Linked DNA regions of Homo sapiens: region 2 is linked to region 1. The links are chromatin loops, found by intact Hi-C in ENCODE. Cell type or tissue: ovary. All regions are shown on one strand. Each heading gives the region's core, and the rest is flanking DNA. Links, peaks and the distances in the headings are about the cores only. Region 1 has its middle 58 kb from the start of LINC02324. Region 2 has its middle 290 kb from the start of LINC02290.

Region 1 (5,378 bases), core at 329-5,328:
TAGGGAAGATCTAATGTGGTCCAATAAAGAGGCTCCTAGCCTGGCACTTAAAAGGTAGAGACTCCTTCTTGAAGCAAGTTTCTGCATAGAGAGAAAAACAATAATCATTGCTGATCTTAAAAGAAACCTAGCTGCATTGGGCATTTTGGATGGAGAGGGTTAGAGGCATCTGAGACTTGCCTGGAGTCACTCCACAGGGTCACAGATAGATTTCAATCATTCTAATCCTCATCCAGAAGCTTCAAATGCTCCTGAGACAAGGAATTGATCCTTTAGCGAAAGAGCGAAGAATGCTACTTAACTCAGCCAAAGAAAAATAATGATCAATTGAGCAAAATGTACTGGCTTTAGACAAGGATCTCCAAACTGAAATGGAATTACTCTTGTTGCCCCTGGGAACACAAACCATGTGCCACAACTACGCTGCCCTGCCCTGCCTCATCCTACCTTAAGGCTTTTTCAGGGGTTACTAACTAGTAGCCACAGAGCAATGTGTCCTACAAACATGTTTTATCTGGTCCCTGTGGTCTTTTTTTACACAATATAAATTAGTTAAGATTTATCAAGTGAGATATTTCACATAAAAAATCTGGACTTCATGCTTCTTTTGGAAAATCAGAAAATCTGACAATATCAGCCCTACATGTGAACTTCCTGCCTCAAACAGAACCAGAATCTCTACTACTCCTCTCCTATTAAACTCCTATTAAACATGCTGGCTTTAACATGCTCAGGACCATAAACCTACTTGATTTTGAGCACTCAGATTCAGATCATGAGCCCTGGGTAGCACTTGGCTGAAGTTAACTGTCAGCTCTTTAAGAAAAATGAGTTAGTAACAATTTTTTTTTTTTTTTTGAGATGGAGTCTTGCTCTGCCACCTAGGCTGGAATGCAATGGTGCGATCTCAGCTCACTGCAACCTCCACCTCCCGGCTTCAAGTGATTCTCCTGCCTCAGCCTCCCAAGTAGCTGAGATTACAGGCACCTGCCATCATGCCCAGCTAATTTTTGTATTTTTGTAGAGATGGGGTTTCACCATGTTGGCCAGGCTGGCCTTGAACTCCTGACCTCAGGTGATCCACCCACCTCGGCCTCCCAAAGTGCTGGGATTACAGGCATGAGCCGCCGCCACTGCACCTGGCCACTAAATAAATTAATAGCATAAACAGGATTTCAAGAAGGAATTTCTTTTTTTTTTTTTTTGAGACAGAGTCTCGCTCTGTCGCCCAGGCTGGAGTACAGTGGTGCAATCTCAGCTCACTGCAAGCTCCGCCTCCTGGGTTCACGCCTGAGGCTCCTGCCTCAGCCTCCCGAGTAGCTGGGACTACAGGCATCTGCCACCACGCCCAGCTAATTTTTCTGTATTTTTAGTAGAGACCCGGTTTCACCATGTTAGCCAGGCTGGTCTCGATCTCCTGACCTCATGATCCGCCCGCCTCGGCCTCCCAAAGTGCTGGGATTACAGGCATGAGCCACCGCACCTGGCTGGAATTTCTTAAAAACTAGTCTTCAAGCACTTAAGTAAGAATGACAGCCATGATTAGCACGGCTGGAAGGTTTGTCAGCACTGACAGCTGGGGACAGGTGTCCCTCGTCAGAGGCAGAGACCCTGGGTTGGAGGAGGTGGGACTTCTGTCCTGGCTTTGTCCTTACTAGTTACACAACCTTGAGCATTGCCTTCACCCTCAGGTCAGGTGCCTGGTGTTGTAAGAGCTAACAGTGCCTAAGTGTTTTACTACCTGAAAAGCAGTCTATTAAGTGTTTTGTATGCATCCTCTCTTTTCATTCCACACCATGTCCTGACGCCATGTACCAGTATTATCCCTAAAGCACAGGAAGGTTTTGTGACCTGTCCAAAGTCAGAGAGTCAGTTGGAGCTCAGATGCTTTGGGCTCCCTGCAACCTTCACACTGAGGCTTCCCCGTCCCTGGGTACAACAGATGTACTACAGCCAGGCCAGTCCTGTCCAGTGGCGACTCCTCTGTGACTGCAGACTCCACACATGCACCTAGAAGACTGTGATGCTTACACCTGCATAGGGTGGTCCGAGGCACTGAAGAAGACTGTGTAGGCCAAGTGCTTTTTGTAATATGTAAAGTGCTACAGGATGATGTTTACTATTATCATTTGAATGCTGCAATTTTCTTTTTCAAAACTGATGCTTTATCTAAAAGTCATCAATTCAGTTTGGCCCCTTCCTACTTCATTCACCTTAATTAATTCATATTTTTCTCTCTTAAAGAGAGAGTAAAGAGCTGGAACTGGCACATCAGTAGTCCTGTATCGCCCTCTGCTGACAACAGTCAGGAAAACTATAAAATTTTAACAGGTGATATTGATTCTCTAAGCCTCCTTGAACAATTTCTGGAGCACCTACTTTGTCCTGGGCATTGTACTAGCTGCTATACGGTCTAGAGAGACTAGGAATGGAGTATACAGGAGATATTATCCTAGATAAGCCTGTCCTGTGTGATTTAGATATAGGAGAAGGAAAGTAGAGAAACCTACAGACAAGGGTGACCTGTATTTCATCTCATAATATATTCCAAAGTAAAAATATTTATTCAGTACTTCCTAGATGATTACCATCAGGACATCACGGAGAGAAGGCCAAAGCCAGACAGAGTTGTCATTATCCCCCTCAAAAGGCCACAAGGAACCCCCAAACAGTGAGGTAAATGGTACTCTTTGCCCAGGCATATGCAGGTAAGTGACTAGCAACCAGCTTTCTGGCCTGGAGAAGCCCTGATTGGTAGTGTTTCCCAATTGTCATGGTGTAAATACTCCCATTATGACCAATTTCAAGCTATCAACATAATGATTCACAACATTTTTGAAAATTTAACAATCGGCCTCTCACAAGCTGTAGGAGCTGGCTCTAACACACCATTTCCTTTTTTTTTTTTTTTTTTTTTTTTAGATGGAGTTTTGCTCTTGCTGCTCAGGCTGGAGTGCAGTGGCGCGGTCTTGGCTTGCTGAAACCTCCACCTCCCGGGTTCAAGCAATTCTCCTGCCTCAGCCTCCCAAGTAGCTGAGATTACAGGTGCCCACCACCACACCCAGCTAATTTTTGTATTTTTAATAGAGATGGGGTTTCACTATATTGCCAGGCTGGTCTCGAACTCCTGACCTCAGGTGATCCACCCGCCTTGGCCTCCCAAAGTGGTGGGATTACAGGCATGAGCCACCACACCTGGCCTCACACCACTTCTTTTAACTCTAGAAAAAATATACCTTCTCATCTTCCTTCCCAATCAACTGGATTCTGGAATTCTCCAAGTTGGTGCACATCTACGGGCAGGGACAGATCAGCTTCACCCCAGAAAGATCAACCCCAAACAGGAAATGGGGAATGCTGGCTGGGTCTTCCCCTACACATCGTCAGGTGGCTCTGGTCAAAGGTCTACTTCACCTTTCCTTCTCTCCCTTCTTCCAGTCCTTCTCCTATCGAACCAACTGAAGAAAGAGGGACTGTCTAGGACATCATGACACATCCCTGAAAGAGAATCTCGTTCTGACACCACCTCCTCGTCTTCATGTCCCAGTTCCCTTCCTTAATGGATTTGGTTCACAAGCCTGCCTCATCTAGAAGCCCCCCCTCACATGCAAGAAGGAGACACCTCCGGGCTCCTGGAGGAACTCCAAGATCTTCTGATATGAAGACGCTGGCCATCTTGGACCATGTGTCTCTCACTTTGTGTAACTCACAAGGAAGAAGGCCCTGCTTTAGCCCCAGAAAAGGAGGAGGAATGTGTAGGGCCATGCAGGGCCTAAGGGAGCAGTTCCCAATTGTCTCCAACTAGAGACAGGACTCAGGCTGAGCAAAACCCAGCTGCTAGGGGCCCAGGAGGTCCAATCTCCTGAGGGTGTGCTTCCTACTCAGCCCAGAAATCATTCCAAGGCCCTCCAGATAAAACTAGAGGCACAGCTGGGCATGGTGGCTCATGCCTGCGATCCCAGCACTTTCGGAGGCTGAGGTGAGAGGATCTCTTGAGGCCAGGAGTTCAACACCAACCTGGCCAACATGGTGAAACCCTATCTCCACTAAAAACACAAAAATAAGCTGGGCATAGTGGCGCACGCCTGTAGTCCCAGCTACTCAGGAGGCTGAGGCACAAAATTTGCTTGAACCTGGGAGACAGAGGTTACAGTGAAGTGAGATCGCACCACTGCACTTCAGCCTGGGCAACAGAGCAAGACTCTGTCTCAAAAAAACAAGACAAAAAAACTAGAGGCCCGATGACCCCACTATCTAAACAGCAGCTGCCAAACCTCTGCCCCCATGAGGTCAGCAGTTCCACTTGCTTATTCTCCCACAAACTAACCTCTGACTTCCTTCTGCAGCTCCCACTTATCCTAAGATTTCAGTGACTTTAACACAAGATGAAATCTACAGTGATGGGCAGGCTTGGGGGTGCATCCTTGTGATCCCAGTACTGTGGGAGGCTGAGGTGGGTGGATTGCTTGAGCCCAGGAGTTCAAGAACAGCCTGGGCAACATAGTGAGCCCCTGTCTCTCAAAAAAAAAAAAAAATTTTTTTTTTAATTAGCTGGACATGGTGGCATGCACCTGTAGTCCAGCTACTTGGGAGGCTGAGGTGGGAGGATCGCCTGAGCCCAGGAGGGAGGAGCTGTGTTCATGCCACTGCACTCCAGCCTGGGCAACAGAGTGAAACTGTGTCTGAAAAACAAACAAACAAACAAAAACAAAAAAACTATAGCAAGAAGACTAAGTTCCTTCTGCTTTTGGTTCAGCTAGTTGGAGTTGTATGTCCTTAAGAACATTTCTAAACCTCTGGGGTTTGTCTTCTGAAGTCTAAATGGAAATAATCATCAGAGAGCACAGTTGAGAGGACTAAATTAGAATGCTGAGAAAAGAGCTTTATAAATCATAGTGTTACATAAATGTTTGTTGTTTTTCTACCTAAGAGACATCTTTACAATGTTTCCCCCTCCTTATAAAAGGAATATGTGTTCTTTACAGAAATTTTGGAAAGTAAATTTCAGTATTAAAAAAAATTAAAATCCCCTGTAATCCCAGCACTTTGGGAGGCTGAGGCGGGCAGATCACAAGGTCAGAAGATCGAGACCATCCTGGCTAACACGGTGAAACCCTGTCTCTACTAAAAATACAAAAAATTAGCCGGGCATGGTGGCGGGCACCTGTAGTCTCAGCTACTCGGGAGGCTGAGGCAGGAGAATGGCGTGAACCCGGGAGGTGGAGCTTGCAGTGAGCCAAGATCGTGCCACTGCACTCCAGCCTGGGCGACAGAGCAAGAGTCCGTCTCAAAAAAAAAAAAAAATTAAAATCAGTCCAGGCACAGTGGCTCACACCTGTAATTCCAGCATTTTGGGAGGTTGAGGCAAGAGGATCTGT
Region 2 (5,378 bases), core at 206-5,205, 660 kb before region 1:
ATCAGCACACCACAGTGGCATATTTGGGGCTGGCATTTCCAGAACGCCTTCAGTGGGATCCTGAAGATATCGTCTGAGTGCTTGAATCAGGGAAACCTAAATTGAAGGCTTTCCTGAACATTTCTGTTCCTCAAGCCAATCCTTTATTTTTTATGCTTAAACTAATTGAAGACGGAATTTTGTCACTTGCAACTGCTGCCTCACTAATGTGTCTTCTGACCTAAATCTTGGAGTCATTTCTGTATTATTTAAGGTTCTTTCACTTGCAAGTAACAGCAACTCTATTCAAGTTAACTTATGCCAAAAAGGGGAGAGAATCCTAAGCTGCAAAGAAAGAATATGGGTGCAACTGGCCCTGGGGACGGTGGCACTGGGGCATTCTTTCTTAGGCAGCCACTCCTGCCTCTTCCCTTGGTCTGCACATCCTTAAAAGACTGCTTCCTTCGCTACCAGAGATCTGGACTTGCGCCCTTATAGACTCATGAAGAAAGCACAGTTTCGGGGAAGGACTCTGCCTTGCTTTGTGTCTGTCCCTGGACTCACCCCTGTGGCTGGGGAAGAGCAGCTGTGACTGGTCTCTTCTGGGTCACACATGCACCCAACAGGGAGGAAGGAGAGGTCTGTCGCCAGAAGAAGGTAAAGGAAAAAGTATAGGCAGTGGAAACAATACTCACCCCCAACTTCCTACCTCAGAGGTCCAGTGAAACTCCTCCCGAAAGCATCCCTGAAAAGCCCCATTCAGATTGCGGGCATCTGGTCATTTCATTCACCCGGCAATAAATCACCCTCGCAATTTGTGTCATTGAACTTTTTGGAGAATACTTTTGGAGTGTTAAAATAGGATTGACTTTCTATTGAAAGCTGTAAACATTTTTATTTGTAGCTTAATTTTTATCCTCGTGTTGTTTGACAGTTTCTCCTCAAGAGGGGAAGAAGCAGTAGGAGTCTGTTGGCAAAGCACTCCATATTGCTGAGCAGCAAGTAAACCAGCAAGCATGGCGCTTCCAGCTGCACACCGTCTCCTCTGAGACCCAGCTACAGCCATCCAACTGAATGACTTCTTGCCTTTTGGCCTTCAGAGTGCATGTGTGCCCGTGCGTGTGCACGGGTGTGCTTGGCATCATGTGTGCATCTCTAGACAATGAGGAGTGTGGAGGGACAGGTGAAGGATCAAGGCAGGAGGTACAGCCAACTCAAGAAATGAGGCAGGAGAACAATGCACAGTTCCCCTTCTCACTGTGCACGTTGACCTATTTGTCACAGGCTGAAAAGAGCTGGGAACATGGTGGAAGGCTCTTACTTGTAAATGTCGTTCAGACTTTTGAATGGATCTTTTAAGATCAGGAAATGGGATCCATAGTTTACAGGCTTTGTTAGCAGCCAATTTGTTCTACTTGATCCAGAGCATTTAGGCAACGCTACCAAAGAATCTCCTACCAATGAGTTGTGAGTGTTCTTGTCAATATTTTACACATTAACAAGGATCCTAGTTAGAATATGAAGTTAGACATGTTTCTTTCAAGGGAACACGTTACAATGACTGAGGGATAAATATAGATATATAGATATGTCTATATATTAAAGAAGGCAACATAGGACTAATTAAATATTATTTATAATCACTATATGATTTAATACATTAATCTATTAATAGTACCAAAATAAAATTTTAATCCTTCAAGTAATTTGCAATAATATTTAGTAATTGACAGCATTCCATGTAAAGCAGTAATTTTTTTAATGAATCATGTGTTAGTTAATTTAATAGGCCTTCTACCTTAAAAATAATTATGTTTGTAATTAAAACATTTCAATTAATTATAAGGGCTTCTTATGTGATTTAAGTCTATTAAAGACAATTTAATTACCAAACTTTGAATGTGTTATCATTCCAATCACAAAACGATTTTAAATACTTTTCTTAATATCCAGGTCTTTATATTAGTCATTTATTCCTGTTGATATAAAAAGCATCCTAATTTGGTCGTGATGACAGCTACTGATATCAAGAAATAGGGGGGTAATTTGAACAAATAATGGTGAACATGGTGGATAGTAGTCTGCATGCAGCCTTTCTGCGGGGCACACATGCAATAACTAAAGGTGGACACTAGAGGGAGGCAGACAGAGAGGGTGAGAAGGAAGAAAAAGTAGAGCTATACACGAGCTGGACTTGAATGAAGACTGTGTTTTGGTTTGACCCCTTTGATGCTCATTTTCTGGAGGCCATACCCAGAAACCTAATTAGAAATACGGTTCATGATTCACACACCATGAACTTACTTTATCCGGGAAGAGACCTGAGCAAGTCATGCTCACCTCTGAAGAAAGCAAGCTCATTGTAATTCTCCTTCTCCACACTGAATACCTGTGTAATACATTTCAGTTTTCAAAGTGATTTCATATACATTATCTTATTTTGGAGTCAATATGGTGTAGCAGAAAGAAAATTAGACTTGAGTCAGGGAATCTGAATTGTAGCCTGGTCTCTTTCACTACATGCCTGTGACCTTGGATGAGGTACTTAACCTGTCTGGCAGAAGCTTCCTCATAGGTAACATGCTGGTGTTAGAACAGATGATCTCTAAGGTCCCTTCAATTCCAAAACTCTGTGATTTTATGATGCAGCCCATATAAGAGAGACTGTGTGTGCATGTATGTGCACTTGGAATGTGTGTGCCTTGCCTTAAATGAGAATTATTTCAAATAAAACACTATTCTGGCTTCAGTGAAAGCATTTTCTCCTTCTGCCTTGGAGGGATAATGCAAACACAAGGGAAGTCCCAAGTAGTGAAACAGCCCCTCCGGGACCCAGCAAGTACCAAGATTGGGTTACAAAACTTAATGTGTATATGAAATGTTTCCATCAACTTATAAAATAAAAGTACAATAAAAGCAGTGGCTTTTTATTATTATTTAGATTTAAATCATCCCCTGCAGTGTTGAAAACCCAAGGGCAACCTTCCGAATTTAGCAGGATCTCAGAATGAAATGGAAATAGAATGTAGCAAGGGAAATAGATGCATTAGACATCATCGTCCTACCTAAGAGGAAATTCTTGTTCTTTGTTCCTTGTGTTTCTTTAAGCCCAGCAAACGGCACAAATGTTGAAAGCTTATTAGAATTTTAAAGACTTCTCAGCATACTGATAAATTCTAACTTTTAGAATCTCTGAATTATTTTTTGTCTGAACACTGGCTCTTCTATGTCATTTTCATTAAATGAACACACAGCAATTTTCATCCCCAGCCTTGAAGAAATTCTTTAACTTTCTTGCCTGGTTGTATTTAAGTGTCCTCAAATGTACTCCCTATTTCTCATCCATTTCGTTACCTCTCTGTTTCCAAGCTTCTGGCTCAGAGGGGAAAAAAAAAGCAGAGCCACACTCTAGGAGAACTAGGAATGTGCACCCGGAGTCCCACTCAGAGACAGGAGGGATTCAGTTTCACGGACTCTCAGGTCAGGGCTTGGGTAAGGGACCCAGGAGGCCCAGAAAGCCCGTACTAACAAATAACATTCCAGGGTTCCCAGAGTGGCGGTATGACCTGGCTAAGGTGAGCTCCAAAGGGCAGTTCACCAGATCAGCACAACCTCATCTGGAAAGCAGAGAAAACAGGCGAGGCTGTGAGGAGGGTACTTAGAATCTCAGATGCCATGGCTGCCCAAAGATTAAATGGAAAGCAACCATACTGAAAGAAGGGCTAGCAAGTAGAAACATGAGATGCATCAGAAAGCGCTTCGGTGAGATCCCTAGAGCTCCTTTCCCCCCAAGGAATTCCAACTTAAGGGGAATATTTCATTCAACAATATGTATTAAGCTCCTATTGGCACTGTTTTAAATACTAGAGCTACACCACTAGACAAGTCAGACAAAAACCTCTGCTCTTATGGAGCTTATGTCCCTGTGAGGAAAAAGAGCCTAAATGTATGAAATAAATACATGATTGGGTATGTTAGATACTGGTGGAAACTGCTGTGGAAAATATATAGTAAGGTAAAGAGGATAAGAAGGATTAGGGATCAGGGAAAATCTGTTTGCCCTCTAGGGTGGTCAGGGTGGGCCTGGCTAAAAATATGATGTTTCAGCAAAGATTTTTAAAGCGTGAGGGAGAGAGCCATGCAGATATGTAGGGAAGACGCATTCTAGCCAGAGGAGCAGCCAGCACATGGGCCCTGAGGGGGCCACAGTATGTGGGAAGACAGGAACGTAGCTGGAACAGAGGGAATGACAGGAGTCATACAAGAAGGCGAGGTCAGAGAAGTCATCATAGCCAAAATAGGCAGAGCATGTAATGCCATTGTGAGGACTTTGGGTTTTACTTTGAGTGAAATGGGGAACCATTGGAGGGTTTTGAGCAGAGGGTTTGAGCGCCATGACCTGATTTATACTTTAATCGGACCACTCCAGCACCTGTGTTGAGATTAGCCTGCAAGGGGCAAAGGGGGAAATAGAGAACACAGTTAGGAGGCCATCGCCATATTTACGTAGCGGCTGATGACAATGTGGACCAGGAATGGAGCAGTGGAGGTGATGAGAAGTGCTGGGAGCCCAAGTGAGATGTTGAAGGAAGCATCAGCAGGGCGTGCCGACGTGTCAGATACGGGTGTGAGAAAGAGGAATCAAGGATGACTGACCACCAGGTCACACAGTGGCCATCAGCTGAAATGGAGACAGCCGCAAGTCATGTGGGGGTTCTGGGAAAAGATCAGAGGTTTCCATTGGATGTGTCAAGTTTGAGAAATCCAGTGGACATCTAGTGAGGTTGCTGAGTAGATCCAGCCTGAAGATGGAACTTGGGAGTCCTCAGCAAATAGAAGGTAATCAAAACTGTGAGACCAGAAAAGATCACCAAGGTCTCCAGGGCAGTGGGTAGAGATGGACAAAAGAAGTAAGGACAGAGCTCTGCAGCACTGAGTGTTCAAATGTCTGGATTGCATGGGGACTGGATTTTGGTTAGGTCGGATTTAAGAAATTACTTAGGGACTCAAACTTGAAGAAGGTGCCTGGTGTGGTGAGAGGGAGGGCAGGTGTACCCGCAGCTGACTTTTCCCGGGGATCACTTCCCCCACCATCCTCCATTGCCGTGGCCCTTGTAAGTCTACATCCAGTAGACACTTTGACCCCAGGGGCATCCGAGTGTCTTCTATGTGCTTAGGCATCTCAAGCAAGCATCCAATCCTAAAAAGCCTGGATTGCTAAGTCTCTTTGTTTTCACTGGGCCTCCTATTGTTTCCAGTCAAAAGCATATAACTACTTCATGAATTTATGCAAAAGTAAATGCAGTATCCCCTGCCTAGGGCCTAGCCATGCCTGTTTATCTGCGCTGCTTCTGAGCTGCTGTTCATTGGGGCCAGTGCATCTGCCGCCTTGAGCTATA

What was found. A loop is a pair of places that touch in the nucleus more often than their neighbours do. Peaks named below come from ENCODE experiments on the same cell type or tissue, not always from the same donor. Only the 100,000 strongest peaks of a DNase experiment are listed, where the experiment ranks them.
Region 2: a loop joins it to region 1, with 5 times the contacts of the local background. A loop is called at or near these places in 101 of 110 quality-filtered maps.

What each region holds. Positions count from the first base shown.
Region 1 is chr14:65,161,218-65,166,595 of GRCh38, reverse strand. No RefSeq gene overlaps it. Among named protein-coding and RNA genes, the nearest start is that of LINC02324, 58 kb to the left of the region's middle. In ovary, for the core only: a CTCF peak has its summit at 2,302 (motif pointing left); no DNase peak of the experiment used is centred there.
Region 2 is chr14:65,821,624-65,827,001 of GRCh38, reverse strand. No RefSeq gene overlaps it. Among named protein-coding and RNA genes, the nearest start is that of LINC02290, 290 kb to the left of the region's middle. In ovary, for the core only: a CTCF peak has its summit at 2,083 (motif pointing right); no DNase peak of the experiment used is centred there.